Regions from separate parts of the Mus musculus genome. Here region 2 is linked to region 1. Evidence: chromatin loops called from intact Hi-C (ENCODE). Cell type or tissue: left cerebral cortex. All regions are shown on one strand. Links, peaks and the distances in the headings refer to the core of each region. The heading gives the core; the rest is flanking DNA.

Region 1 (7,943 bases), core at 2,362-6,361:
ATTAAGTGGGAATTGGATGCTTTTGTCCTAAATAATTGACCTTTGAGAACAGACTGCCTGTGGAATGCTGAATTAAGTGTCTGTTTACCCAGTAACAATCCTGTTTACCAGGTCTGAGCCCTCTATTTAGGACATTGTCACCAGCACTGCCATCTGGGAGGGGTGAGAGGGAATGGGAGAGTGGGGGCCTTGCAAACAGAATTTTGTCACCAGCTCTGCCATTTGGACCTAATAAACAGAGCTACCTGATATTTCAGAAACAATGTAATATTATGAATCCCCCCCAAAAAACCCTATTCTGAATAAGTTATTAAAAATATTACCTCAACTACACTAAGAAGGTTTTATAGAGGATTCATGGACTTGACCTCTAGTTAGACTTCGGAAATTTATGTAACTGACTAAAACTGGTATCAAGGTTAAGTTTTTAATGTTCTTTTAGAGGATTCTGATTCTTCTCTCTTCTTATTGTGCTGTTACAGAAGTGGAGCATCGATCAGTTAAAAAGGCTGGCATTGAGGTCCCGGAAATCAAAGGTTGGTCAGAGTCCTCTCTCAACTGTGAAACCAAAAGCTATCTAGTTGGATTATTTTGGGCTCTTGATTGCAGGTTAAAAATTATCAAGCTAAAAATATATAATGTGGTAAGTCGTTGCTCCCTGCTTTTTGCAGAGCTCTTAAGCCTGCACGCCGCCACTTCTTTGTATGTTGAAGGAAATAGTTCTAAGGGCCTCTGATCATTGCTGATTCTCACTTATGGAGGAGGACTTAAGAAATCTATAATGAGCAAGAGAGATATGCAGAAAGGAAAAGATTCAGCTAGTTGTATTGGGAAGTATTTTTGACTTTTTGTAAGGTAGAAAGAAAAAAAAGGATTTTTGGTATGCTAGAAAAGCCGGCGTGAACTCTCATGTACACAAGTGAAAAACCTTAGTGGGTAACTTCTATTTGATAGGAAACATTAGCATGCCCACCAACTCGTGACGTAGTACCTCAGAGCCAACAAGATTGACTGGGGCCTTTGTAAACAGCAATGTAGTAAACCTGAGAGAAATGACAAGACACCTGACCTCAGGGAAATCACTGCACACATCTCCATGGCCCCATCCATATTGACACACAGTATCTGAAATGAGTTTAGCTCCCGGTGAGTGGCTCCTATTCCCATTCAGAATCTCTGACTAGTCACTTTTCCCAAGAGCCACTTTGAGTTTGTACTTTTTCGACAATGTAGGCTTTTGACTGGTGTTTGTTGTTGGACACGCCATGCTTTAAGTCACAAATCAATTCCATTCTTCAGATTGAACCCCCAGGTGAAGAGGTTCAGACCGAAGTCCAAGCATCTTTGTTTTCTTACTCACTTGTTTTCTTGCTCAAGAAAGTAGTTTGTAAAGATGTGTGAAGAAGCCACAAGCAAAAGGAAGTTGACATAGGCAGAAAGGAAAGTTAGCAGCAGGCTCAGCTCAGCATTGTGAGAGCTAACATTGTAGCAAAAATAAATGGCACTGTTTGGCATTTGTAGAGATTCTACCTAAGGGACAAATACTGAGTGGTATTCCTGTTACTCAAATACAGACACAAGTCTTAAATCATCAATGCGATTCGCCTGGCAGTGGTGGCACATGCCTTTAATTTCAGCACTTGGGAGGCAGAGGCAGGTGGATTTCTGAGTTCAAGGCCACCCTGGTCTACAGAGTGAGTTCCAGGACAGCCAGTGCTATACAGAGAAACCCTGTCTCCAAAAAAGAAAAAAGAAAAAAAAAATCATTGCGATTTACATAGTATTATTGATGTTAGGTTTAATCCTCAAATAAAGAGATAATTTATAAGAGATATTGCTGCTAATAACAGCTATTATTGGATCACTCTACATGGACAATACAAAAATTATCAAATGAAATCATTATATTAGCAATGTGATATACATCTTATATCTGAGGAAACAAGGATAGATATTACTAAGGAGACAATACATGTTTAAGTCAAGTTTTAAAGGCAAGTTTGTTTGATATCAAATCCTGTGCTCTTGATCAGTGCATCAATCCAAGAATTTACAAGTTAGGAATGATCTGCAGTGTATGTTGAAATCTCTAGAATTTTCTATTTTCATCTGTTTCTGTTATAATATGTTCTACCAGAACAATCTTGATGGTAATATACTAGTTATCATGTTGAGAACGTGCCCGATTATCCTGACCTCTGACCTCACCTTGGCTGCTGGATGAAAAGAAAACAATTAATCCATTTAGATGGAAAGCATCCCTGTCGTATGGCAGAACCCAGAAGTTGAAATAATAAATTTTACTAAAACGTCTGCCTTGAAAGTCCAGCTTTCCTAGTCAGGAATATCCCAACTCAAATGGACATACTCTGTTCCCAACACCCAAATAATTCTCATCCTTTTATAAGATTATATGTGTATTATAAAAGGAATATAGATCATGCTGGATCTCTAGAGACTATTGCTTATCAAAATCATGATGCTAACCTTTATAACAAAGGCCAAAGCAGATTCATAGTTGGCAGCATGGGTGTTTATTAATTTTATAACTCTAAAAATGAGCTACTTTTGATGATACTTCTCACCATGAGTGTTCATATAATTGACCAATTATCACAAGGTTGCAGAACCAACATTTCAAAGAAGTTTCAGAAATAAGTGAACTGGGAAGGGTTTTAAATTTCAAATAGAGTCACTAGGAATAAAATGCATAGCTCACTGTCCCTGCACCAGGTGAAGGTGACAATCATGATCAGTCTCCAAGTAGAGAGAAAGAAAAACAAAGAAAGCTGTCAAGTGCTCCGAGCCTCTTGGGCCTTATTGAGGGAAGCCTTTGGAAGGAGCTGAGAGGGCGAAAGTGGACTGTGCACGAGAATGAAGCTCCCGCATGCTGGATATAGCTCTCTTGTTTTCTGAAGTTACATGCTAATGCATTTTCTAAAATCTTCATCCTTCAGTCGTATCTGTTATGAGCTAGGTAACAGTTGTTGTATTACTCCATTAAGAATGTACCTCTCTTCCTGTTCATTATTCCAACTGCTTTTATTAAAGAAGAAAGTCTGCAATGTGGGTGCCAGGGTGTGGGGAAGATTTCATGTCTCTAAACACACACTGTGACTTTAGGTCTACACACACACACATACACACACACACACACACACACACACACACACACACACACGCATTAACACACATGCAAACATGCATACACACAGCTACATGTATGACATTAGTTATAGAACTGAAAGAGTCAGTTTGATATTCATAGAAAGTAGATGACACAGCAATGAACTTGCTAAGTTACATGCCACCTTAGACATTTTTGGCTTCCACGGTTCTGGTATTTTGGATGTTATCTACTGAAAATATATGATTATTCTAACATTTGGAATAAACCAAAATGTGTTTAAGATTTAAAAGGTTTTTTTAAAGGTACTTTTAAAATTTTGTTTTGCAAAGGCAAAATAAATAGAGAAATAAAATAATAGAGATATACAAATACTATGTGATTGCCCCCCACAAAGGAGTACAGATAACTCCCCCTTTAAGAAGCATTGCTTTGGAGAAGAAGAAAAAAATACTTACCGTTCGGCTTATAATACCATGTTTATTTCTGTACAGCAAGAGATGTTATGAGAGCTGCTGATTTTATAAGACTCTGAGGCACTGATATTCTAGGGAGGCTGCATGTGGCATCTTAAGCGCTAAGAGAGCATCGTGTTCTGTTCCCCTGTATCTCCAGAAACTCAGGCACAGGCTAATTTTAGAGTCTTTATACTTCTTCACACCTGTTCACCAGGGATGCTCCAAAATATGGAAACATGTAATAAAGAAATTTCAGATAAAGAGTAAAGTGATATAATGTGGATTGCGCATTATTTGAATGGGATTCCCAGGCTCTTCTGTGGTGTTGTGTTGGATTTTTCATTTTACCTACACAGTCCCCTCGGAACAGCAATATTGCTTTTCTTCCTAAGACTCTGAGACATTTTAAAACAAACCTCTTCAGAAAAAATAGAACCTTTTTAGGACTTAAAAATATTTCAGTTTATTCCAAATGTTAGGATGATCAAGAATTTTTAGTAGATTATATCCAAAATACCAGAACTGTGGAAGCCAAGAATGTCTCAAGTGGGGTGTAACTTAGCAAGTTCAATTGCTGTGTCTCATCTGCTCTCATTGAATGCTAGGCTGATTCAGTCTGTAACAAACATCATCTGTTTAATATAGCTCAGCCTTGGCTCTGCCTCATCCATGGTACACGGTGCAGATTGGCATAAACATCGTAGCAAAAGCAGGAAGTAACCAATAGAAAAGACTGGCAAATAATCCTGCTAGTGTATACAGCTTTCAAATAGAAGCAGGCCTTTCTTGTAAAGGCAATACACACATTCTTGAATACCAGGATACAAATATGTCTCATGATATTTAACCCCATGATTCCATTTTTGCAACTTTTTTCCTGTTTAAATATGGAACAAGTTTAGATATAAAATAATTGTGTATATATTTTCTGTGGTAACAAAGGAGATGGCAGAACAGTGGTCAGGTCCGTGAACCAATCCTTTCTCTTCCATCCTCCTTAAATTTTGAGAGCCAAGCAAGTGAACATGTGACGGTGTAGTCTCTGTTTTTGTGAAGTAGAGGGAACAAAGTGGAGACTTTAAGGCGGTCAGCAAAATGGTAACAGTAGCGCCTGCTCACGAGCTTTGTGTGTGGATTAAAGGAGAGCAAGGCCCAGTACAGTGCAAGTGCTCAGTGACTGTAGCTGACAGTGGAAAAGAAGACAGCTCAGAACACTGAAGCAGTAAGTGTCCATCCTCCGCGTGTTTATATCATAAACTCGATGTGAAGTGTCCTGGGGGATGTCAGAAACATGTATCCAGCAAGCGGTTAAACCATCTACATATACAGAACAGGAACCAATTTTCCCAATTGTGTTAAACAATCTATTCCTGCCAGTTTGTTGAGGGCTGGCGTTCTCTGCAGCATGCAGTGTATTTTGTATTGAAACAGAGAATCATAAAGTGAGGAATTCAGATTCTGGAAGCCTTGGAAAGCCTTTTAGCAAACAGGACTGTAACTTCTGGCTAAACTCTTAACTGTTGCACATTACAGTTTGCTATACCCAGATACCTACATGCTTCTTGGGAATGGCTCAAAGCCCAGACTCATTTGAAGTCAATGATTATTGCAGCCCCTGCAGTAGCTTCTATAGCTTCATCGGATCTCTTTCTCAATGGTGTATTAGGCCTGATATCTATCCAGCTCCTCTTATATTCATTACCAATAAAATGATATATATTGCACTTATACCTTGCTGAGATCCATATAAAAGAACACAAAGGGACTGTTGATTTTTGTCTTTGTCAGTCTAGAATTAATGTCTAACACTACATAGAGTACTAAAACTTCACAATACATAAAAGTGATTCAGAAACTAAAAGATATAATGAACCAAATACTTATTAAACACCTTCTTTGTGACCCACGTTTAAATCTAACAATATTATGAAGCAGATTAGACCACAGCTTTCCAAATGAGATTTTGTAATACCAAGATAACTAACTTGCCCAAAGTTATTCTGCTAGTACACCTGAGTTCAACCATGATTGACTCCAGAATGCTCACCAGCTCCTTTCTCTACACAATGAAGTGTGTGATCTTAACCTTGTAAATGTATCTTAAACTTGAAAAAATGCAAAATGATATCTATTTTATAGACTGAAGAGGGAAGTAGAGGTGTATCAAAGATTACCACTGGGAAGGTGAAAACTATATAGTAGTCACCATAACTGCTCTTGACGTCATAGACAACAACACGACCCCACATCCAGTGGTCTCAACAAGTTCTTGGAGAACCATTGTTGATTTGACTGGGCAGGGATGGGTGAGAGGGTTTGAAATATTTCAATCAATTGCATACTGTGAACTCTTCTTTCCCTGAAGAAGCCGAGGCAGTTGTTGAACCCAAAGTGAAGAACAAACCCACCTCCTCAGAATTGCAGAAGATGCAGGAGAAAAAGAAACTGATCAAAGATCCAGGCTCGGGAGTGCCTGTGGTTCTCATTACAACCCTTCTGGTTATCCCTGTGGTTGTCCTGCTGGCCATTGCCATGTTTATTCGATGGAAAAAATCAAGGGCCTTTGGAGGCAAGTAAAATGAGCCCCTTAAATTTGGAACCTGCCTTTGAAAGCATGTCTGGCCTAATTATCACTAGGAACCTCGTTGTGATTTATCTGTTTGGTTTGACTTAGATTGGTTTACATGTGCTCTGCCTTTTTATGATATTATTGTCTGTGTCTCAAAAGGTAATTATAATTACTATTGAATATAATGTATATCTGGAGCCTCTGAAATTTTTGTAGTTTGATTATATTATACCTTCTTCCATTGCCATTTAGCAGTGGCTTAAGCCCAAATAATATCACCATAAAAAAGCTGTGAGGTTGTAGGTCCACTATAAATTATCTTGCAGATCACAGAGAAGAACATACCCTGCTATTAGGAATGAGCCGGCACTCACAATACTTGGGTTGGGAATCTTGAGGCTGTGTTCTTTCCCCATCAGATTGACTCTAGCTTCTAGCTGCATGACGTTGGGCAAGTTACTTCATCTCTCTAAACCAGTTTCTTCATGGACAAAATGAGAGTAAAAGATGAGGTTGTGTAAAAATGAAGTAACGTAGTAATGGTCATTAAACATTTACCAGGTTTCTAGGACCTACTATGTACCGAATACCATTAGCGAGTATAAACAGTAATCTTGGCGATAGAGAAATAAAAAGAGAGGACCATTCTCAAGACTCTGCTTTATCCAGAATCCCCATGACCTAACAAACCACTTGTTTTTTGAATAGTCATAAGTTTGAACATTAGCCTTTCCTAACTGAGCAAGGCAGGGTCCAGTACCAAAGTCAATAGTTTTAAAAATAACCTTCATAGTATGAGACCTATTCAGGCTATTCAAGTAATTAATTGGTGCCATCTTTATATTGTACCTTTAAGTAGCAACCTCCAAGTCTTAAGGCAAATGTCTATAACTATATCTGGGAAGGAATCTGCGGGGCAGTGTGGGAGCTAACTTCAATCAGGAAATAAAATCTGGTCTTGATGGAGGTCCAGATAGCCAGGGCAGGGATTGGGGTACCCATGGGGAAAGCCTCGACACACAGAAAGACACTGAAACATAAACAGTTGAAAGCTCCACTTGATAAGTTATGAAAGTAATGATTCTTAGATTTTCCTTAACTTTTTTATTTACTTCAAATAAATCTTTGAAAACAATATAGTTAACTCCCCGCCCCCCAAAAAAAGACTATCTGAAACTATCATAAGTCTAAAGAAAAACAGAAAACAGCCAGGAAGTTAATTAGGCATAAGCTTTAAGAGAACAATCGTGTTAGATGTGGTATTTAATGGATGTGCTTAGGACAAATAGCAGTTCAAAAATAGCAGTTCTTCACACTAGCAGTTCAATACAATAACTGTTGAAAAACAAACAGAAAGAGATGAGTAGATGAAACTCAGAATGTAGGTGAGGCAGACAAGGTGATCTATAAAGCCATAAGAGGGGATGGTGCCCATGTACTGTAGTGAAAACTGTAACAGATGTTAGGAGGGCATAGAGCCTTGTGCACATGGCGGGGCTCTGGGATAGGAAACTCAAAAAAGGAGAGGAAGTGGCTTAGAGAGTCGGGAAGACGTGTTTGCCTGTTTGCTCTCAGAGACATGGAACTGTAGCATAAAGCTATGTGGGAAGGTAGCAACCTAGGTCAAGCCATAGGAAAGTGCCATTGTCCCTCCATGTTTTCTTTAGGGACATTGTAATTCTATGCAGTTCTGTTCCATTCCACCGAATGGTACATTAGCCTGTCACTATTTCTAAGATTTTTTGTTTTATTTTGTTTTGTTTTGTTCCCAATGGATTTTATCTAAGGT
Region 2 (7,943 bases), core at 2,145-6,144, 360 kb before region 1:
ATAGAATTCCTGATTTGATTCAAATAAATTTAGGAAGTTAGAATAATTGATAGAAAGTTTAAGAAGATGGTTTAAATTGTTGTGCCAGAAAGATATAATAAAGTCAGAATCAAGAATAGAATGTGCCCCTTTCTCATGGAATAGGAAGAAAAGGCTTCATGGAAAGGTGGACAACGAGCTTTCATGCACTACAATCATGTAGATTGCACCAGGAAATAGAATAGATTTAGAACAAATTAATGATCATGGGAAAAAATTTCATTCTAGGTCAGGTCCAAGGATGAGGTTATAGGTGTACACTATGATAAAGCAAGATCGTGTAAAACCACTGCTTTGAACTAATGAGCTTATAGAATGAAACACTACTTTGAAGTTATAATCAGCATCCTGCTGTAACTCCCTCCTGTGTAACATTTTTATCTATGAGGTAATTTTTCTTAAACAGAGAACTTTTCTCTAAAAAGCTATAGAAAGCTGAAAGCAAAATAAAGCTAACTGTACCTCCTTTCTGCATCATTGTGTGCGTGTGCGTGTGTGTGTGTGTGTGCGCGCGTGTGTGTGCACGCATGTGTGTGCGTGTGCGTGCGTGTGTGTGCGCGCGCGTGTGTGTGCACGCATGTGTGTGCGTGTGTGTGTGTGCGCGCGCGCGCGTGTGTGCACGCATGTGTGTGCGTGTGTGTGTGTGAGTGTGGGTGGGTGTGGGTGTGAGTGTGTGTGACTTTCTTTTCCTTTCTCTCTGGTTAAAGAAGAGTTAATAAGCTCAGGGGTGGGGGCTCTGAGTTAAAGAGTAAAGAGCCCTAAGAAGTTATACTTCTTTTTCTAATGCCCTGCTGTTATTAGCAGGAGTCAATTGCCAAAAACCATTACCTCTGGCCCTAGAATAGCAAGAGAGAGTTAATTGTCAGGAACCATCAGCATTTGCTGCCCTTGCCTGCTCCCCACCCCGCAAATGACTCTACATCCAATCGTAATTCGCCTGGATGTCAAAGCTGGTCTTTGACAATAAATTCACCTATTTGGTTAGGTTTTCAATACCAGGCATGAGTTTTCTCTTCTTAAGTGGGTCTTACATTCATACAATTAAAAAGCTATTGGTTACCACCAAAGTATGTGTGCCACTATTGCACTCTTAAGGTTATCTTGCTATGCAGGTCATTTGTGTGATTCATAGGAATCATAGCTGGGAAGGACTGTTAATTGTATCTCTATTTTGAAAGCTTGCATGACATCTTCTGGTTCCATGAACGCTAGTCCTCAGCAAGGTTTTCAAGCCACATTCAGCTCAGGGGCTTCTGGGAACTGTGTCTGAGATGTACTTTTTTTCCAGCAACAGGGATTTACCTTCTACCTGTAAGAGCAACCAAGGGCAATGGCAATACCCTTCATTGTTCTGGGAGTCTCTAGATCAACCCTAACCAAAAACCTCAAAACACAACTTCTCATGCTTGATATCTGGGGTTTTATTAGATGGTCTCTGGATCCTGGGGTAGCACTATAAGTCCAGATATGAAGTTTTCATTTATACTGTATATGTATATTTATAAACAGAATTTCAGGTATTATAAGTAGTTTTAGGTAATAAGTAGTATGAGTATTTATGGCTTTTTTACACATTCCCCACTGTCATTTTACCCTCCTTCTTCTGTGTTTATTTCCATCCCCATTTCCAAATTAGAGCCACCCCATTTTTCCCATTTTCCATTTCAGATCATTTGAACCCCACTATCTCCCTCTCTATTCAACCTTTCCCTCCCCTGCTCCCATATTCACAAGGGTCCCTTCTTACTTTCCTGGTTTCTTCAGTTACTCTAGGTAAGTATTCCTATTTAAAGACTCTGAGCTCCAAATGAGAGATGAGATGTGATATTTGTCTTTCAAGGTCTGGGTTACCTCATTCAATATGATCATTTCCAGTTCCATCCATTTACCTTCCTATTTTGTGATTTCATTTTTTTATAGCTAAATAGTAAATGCATGCCACATTTTTAGTATCCATTCATCAGTTGGAGAACATTTAGGCTGCTTCCATTTCCTAGCTATTATGAAAAAAAATGAATCTTACAGTCTTTTTAAGAGAGTCTCTTGCCTCTCTTTAAAAGACTAGGGTTCTAATTTCTAGAATTGACTAATTAATAATTTGTTGCCCTGTCCAAATATTCAAAAACACATTTTCTAGATAGCTAGCTGCATGTCCTACTTTGTATAGTATTAAGTTATTGTAGGGCTACTTACACTAAGAAGTAGCTGCCTATTCTCTGTTACCTTTATAATAATAATAATAATTAATAATAATAATAAAGCTTTGGTGTCCTTTCTGATGGTAGAACAAGACAGAGTGGCCCAATGTCTTAATCCCACTTAGATACAAGACTTGTGCCTACTTGAAACCTCTACTTTAGACAATTATAGAGAAGAGAAACAAATAAATTAATTATGTATTAAACAAAGAAAAATGGGAGTTCCCATACTATATTTATTAAAGATACGTGTTAGATGTTGAGACACATTCTGTCCTTCCCCTATTACATCCTAATCTGAATAGGATTTCATAATGTACTATAGACGCCAGATATGGTTATCTCACCAGCCCTGTATCCAACCCTGAAAGGATCTGGCTCCATTCTTATTTTGAAACTGTTTTACTCTATTTGACCTTTTTCAAATTCAATGCCAGGTGATCTTGGGAGCAGCAAGATCTGACATTGCAAAGACTAATGTCCTGTCATGTTCATTCTGTCTCAGGGCTTTTGTGTCACCGTCATCTCATCCTGTAAGAATGCCTCTGATCTTTTCCATTATTAAGACATCTTCAAAACATGCTAGCTGTAAAAGATTCAATTTCCATTAAAAGCCAAAGGCTTCTCTCCATCGCCTTTGGTAATTTGTACAGTTGGCACTAATTCAGCTCTCTCGATATTCAGCAGAGCCCTTTTGTCTTCTGATAGTTACAAGAAGTGGTGATTAATGCTTGAAAGATGTGTCACACTCTCCCCTTTCTTCAAGATCCTTAATGCAGATAGACTTTGCAGAGGGAGACTGGTAGAATGTGCTAATCGGCTCAAAGATGAATTTCACACATCTCTTCTAGAGTACAGGGCACTACTCAGCTGAGTGCTGAACTCAGTACTTGGAGTTCCTCATACTTGGAGGGCTGGACTCATCATTTGGTATCAGAGTTAATATATAGGTGCCACTCAGACTTTCCCACCTGCCAACAGACCTGTGGGAGGGAAGCTTTTATGTCCAGTGCTTACACCACATTGTTGCACTCACTTTTCTGCTTGTCTGCTTGTCCCAAAGACACCATAGCTTCCTCTAGGCAAAAGCAACACTACAGTGATTATTATAGAAAGGACAAACTATTCAGACCTAAAATAACGTAGTGAATGAATCACAACAGATTGATGGCATAACTCACATCCAAAAGCCAAGAGCCAGAATTACACGGTTTATTTTAAGACGGCAGAAGAGTAAAAAGCAGATTGAAAAGCATACGACATCTCTGCAGCTCGAGCTCTGCAAACAACGATGGCATTTGCAGAGTTCTGCGAGCCTTCTCAAATGTGGTTGCAGTTTTAATGTGTGTTGACATCTTTCTCTGTGTGCAGAATTAGCTGGGAGAACAACATTTTGTGCTTTTTCCTGCTTGCGACAGCATGAGCACATGGAAAGAGCCAGTAACTGAGCAGCCATTCCCCATGGAAGGACACTAAGACAGTTTTGCTTCAGTTTTTACACAGTAGTATTATGAATACATGGGATTGCCTGGGTCACGGATCATTCCAATGACACAGGGAAAAAAAGAAAGCACATTAGGTATTCCTCTTACATCATTCTCTGAAGCAGGGGCAAATGAAACAGATAAATGTAATCATTGGAAAATAATTTTACTGTTATCAAATTAGAGGCATGGTAAATAACTGAGATCAGAACTTCACAGAGGCTCTCAAGGAACTGGAGTTTCACACTATAATTTAGAAAACAATAGAGTGAAAAATTAAAGAGCACTAACATGAAATAAATTTAGGAAGACTGAAAAAGAAACAACATACAAGAACTGTACTGATTAGGAAATGGGCAATTTAAGTTCTTGAGAAGAGTAAATCTCCAGCAAGAATTAATTTGCTTCCTGCTGAGTCCTGCTGGTTTTTCTTCTCTCCTCAATCACTGTTTATTTCATAAAATCAGCATTCACCTATCTCTTTTGATTATTTAATTTTGGGGGGATTTTCTTCTCACAAAGCTGTTAGCACAGCTAAACTCAACTCCGCATGCAATGTGTAAACACATGATAATGGCCTGCAGAAGTGTTGGATTGTTTATTCCACTCTGCAGACCTCATTGTTTAGATGCTGTTTCCCCTCCAGAGAAATCTCTCAGTAGGATTCCTAAAGCGGCTTCTCACTGCCTGCATCTTTCACTGACATTTACCAAATGCCCAGGCTCTCATAGAAAAAAAAAAAAAATCACGAAAGCAATATTCAAACTGTGACAGATTCTTATTTCTAAACAAGAGATGGGTCATGAGCTGTAGCTGACAAAAACGGTGAAAAAAAAAATGTTTTTAAATGAGAATTTCCTCAAACTTCACTATCTCCATCTCTGTGGCTGTCTAAAATTCTGCATTCTCAGGTGGGGACCAGAGGGTTGGTAAAAGCATTCTCTGGTTGAGAGTTACTATTCATTAAAAAAGAAACAATGGGCGCCATCCCAATGGAATTCTCCTGGCAGAATATTCAAATAAAGCATGCTTCAAGTATGGCACAAACCTTTAGAAATAAACAGCTCCGCATCCTCTTAGATGAGTCATGCGGGTTTTCACTTTGTCACAAGGACAAGCATGATGCAGACGGCCTTTCCTTCTCTCTTTATTCAGCTTCTTTACTGTTTTTGATTAGTTACCTCAGCTGAGACTCCTTGCTCGATGCAAAGGCTCCTGGTGGCTTGTCTGAGCCTGGATGTGTCAAGACAGAATATTCCTTCTAAGTCCAAGGCTGAGTTTTCCCACCCTGGCATTTGTCCCCGGAGTTCTAGATGTTGATGGGCAGTTATTTAAAAAGATGATTGTTTTTCTGTGTGATTTAAAATAAAGTTTAGCTTTATTGTGCCCTTTGTAATGGTATTTGTCATCTTATATTTAATAGCAGGCTGTCAGGCTGCTTTATTTTAAACCAAGACAAAAGACTACCATAGGAAAAATACAATCACCAAATCAAATATTCATGCAGATCCTCAGATTGAACTTAATTTATGAGATAACCTCTAAGATTATTAGTGTATTGTGGCCATACTTATGTTTTTCACTCTCATGCTTTGTCACTGTAGAGACATGAAAATGCTATTCATTGTTGCTAGGAGATGGGTGGCTATGGCAACAGCATGGGGCAGAGCCAGATGGAGCGCCTCAAGCTAGTCAGGGTTAGCCTCATTTTTTGATCTCCAAATGACTCCTCTGCAGTCCTGTGAATGAAGAATCAGCCTCTTCAGCTTGTTTCAAAAGATAGGCCACATGGCTTCTCCTCGCGTGTCAGCTGTCCCCATTAACAAGTGTCTTTTGCGTGTTTAACGATGTACTGTGAGGTTGTTGGAAAGGGAAAAGACACTGGATAACAAGGGGATTATCACTGTTTAACTGTGTTCTCATACTGTTATTAATCTAGCACAGATCTGGTGCCATATGTGGCTTGTCATCATTCCATTTAACTCCTGGTGACTCTCGTGGAAGTGCCATTCCAAGAGCAGAGGGGACATATGTTCCTAATTTTGGTTTGCTCATTCCTCAAAGATTTATGGCTATTCTAAAGTCATGAATCATCATCTTTAAGGCACCCTTACATTTCATCAGAATAGACTATCTTCTCTGGATCTTCTTTATGCTGAGTTTTGTGGATTCTGCCTTTAAGCCTAGTACTTGAAAAGTTGTAGCAGAAGGATAACCCCAAGTTCAAGGCCAGCCTATGCAACAAAGTGAAACCTTTCTCTAGTCCTCCCTTCTCAAAAATATCTCATCACACGGCTATACACAGTATGACAAGTTTTTTTTCAAAACCTTGGGGTGTAGTGAACACACACATGTTCCTCTTATAAACAAATAAAAATGTTAACATGTTAAAGTCATTAGTGTTTGAGTAGGTCAGTGTTCTCCAGAGCAGCAGAACCTATAGCTGAATAGTAAAAAGAATGCCTTAAATCAGCTTAGAAGCAGAGAAGCCCACAGTGACTCAGTACTGAAGGCTGGTACACCTGCAATTGGAGTGAATCCCACACTCATGGTCTCACACCAGAAGCCCACAACCCAGCACTCAGTCCCAGAGGCTGGTGCCACAGCAATCCTAACCTGGAGCTGCAAACCTTAAACGTTCCCGGAGAATGGCTAGTCCTTGGTCAGTGATGAAGCCTGGAAATGCTGGTTCTGCGATCCCTGGAGACATCAGCCATGGCTGCAATGGGAAACCCACTTGGTGTCTGAAGGTATGGACAAAGGAGAACAATGTTCCCAGTGCCAGGCTCTCTGTTTATCTAGGCGGCTCCCAGAAGGAACCATTCACACTGGAGTAGGTTTTTTCTCACCCACTGAGAAAATCAGGGCAATCCTTCAGGTGAAACTCCCTACTCACATGATTGTAATTCCTGACAAATTAACATTAAGACCAACCATCACCGGGGTTCATAGGGATGAATCTGGTTTTCTAAAAATATCCATTACTCATACTTTTTTAGTATATCATTGTCTCCCAAAACACTATATCCCCACACTCCTTACCATAGCAGATACCATTGAACCTGAATGTGCCAACTTGTAGTTCACTAGCCAATCAAACTGAATATGCTCTGCAAGACTTTCCTCTGGTAAGATCAGAGAGATTTCTAATTTCTTGTCCCTTTCAACTCTTCTACACCATTCCCTCACACAAAATATCGCTTCTAATTTATCTCTTTTTTGTTTCCTATATGCTTACTGGTTCAAATATTTATCAGGTACTTCCTATGTACCTGGTCCTCATGCCAGTTTCCATTAGCTAAAGAAGAGCATAATGAGAGTGAAAGACCATCTAACAGGGATAATATATCCATAAAAATTAACAATGAATGTCATTTCTTAGGTGTTTCCTATATGCAGGACATGTGTGAACACTATATTTAATGTTCATAATGTCATCATTATCATTTACAGCTAAGACTTGCTCAGACTCAAGACTAAGTGACTTGCCCAGTCAGGGAGGCAGAAAGCAATGAAACATACTACAGCGTAGCTCCATCTCCCTTCAAAAATGATAATTCCTTTATTGATTTGACATAATGGGATATTCTCAGTAATAAAATGTGTGTTATTCCAGGCTGGATGCCAGATAAGGAAGTGATGAATCCGTAAGAGCGGGCCAATGAGGTCATAGGCACTAGAACAGCTAAGCTGGTAAATAAGGATGTGACGAGTGACATGGAAGGAAGGGGACATTTTAGAAATAGGCATAACCTAGAACATCATTATTTTAAGCTTCCTTTAATTACTTTCAGTCCTTTCAGCCTCCCCATATATGAACCTATAGAGTGTGCCATAGACATCCCATTCTCCTGGTGGAACTGACTTTGAAGCAAGCACTATCTTGGACTCTGCACTACACAAATGTTGGATCAGTTTCCTTGACCATAAAAATATTTGAGAATAAAAATCAAACCTTTCAGCTATGTGTTTACTTTTTTTGTTTGGTTGGTTTTAGTTAGTTTGTTTGTTTTGGAAGACAGGATTTCTCTGTCTTCCTTTGGCTGTCCTGGAACTCTTTCCATAGACCAGGCTGGCCTTAAACTCACAGAGCCTGCCTGCCTCTGCCTCCTAATTCCTGCAATTAAAGCCATGTAGCATCACTAACCAGTTTAGTTTTCATTTTTTCAAGCACCAAGAGTTGTTTTCAGAACACAGCAGATGATATGCACAACCATATATT

The links. Peaks named below come from ENCODE experiments on the same cell type or tissue, not always from the same donor. Only the 100,000 strongest peaks of a DNase experiment are listed, where the experiment ranks them.
Region 2: a loop joins it to region 1, with 6 times the contacts of the local background. A loop is called at or near these places in 5 of 42 quality-filtered maps.

The regions. Positions count from the first base shown.
Region 1 is chr1:97,824,048-97,831,990 of GRCm38, reverse strand. It overlaps Pam (peptidylglycine alpha-amidating monooxygenase), which reads left to right. Exons shown (of 26, transcript NM_001357127.1): 23 at 483-536; 24 at 5,951-6,154. Among named protein-coding and RNA genes, the nearest start is that of Gin1, 58 kb to the right of the region's middle. In left cerebral cortex, for the core only: no CTCF peak of the experiment used is centred there; DNase peaks (open chromatin) are centred at 3,777 and 4,207; H3K27ac peaks cover 987 bases.
Region 2 is chr1:98,187,836-98,195,778 of GRCm38, reverse strand. Gm29461 (predicted gene 29461) reads right to left here. Exons shown (of 4, transcript NR_151613.1): 4 at 5,081-7,943. Among named protein-coding and RNA genes, the nearest start is that of Gm29461, 18 kb to the right of the region's middle. In left cerebral cortex, for the core only: no CTCF peak of the experiment used is centred there; DNase peaks (open chromatin) are centred at 3,503, 4,349, 4,823 and 5,400; H3K27ac peaks cover 3,423 bases.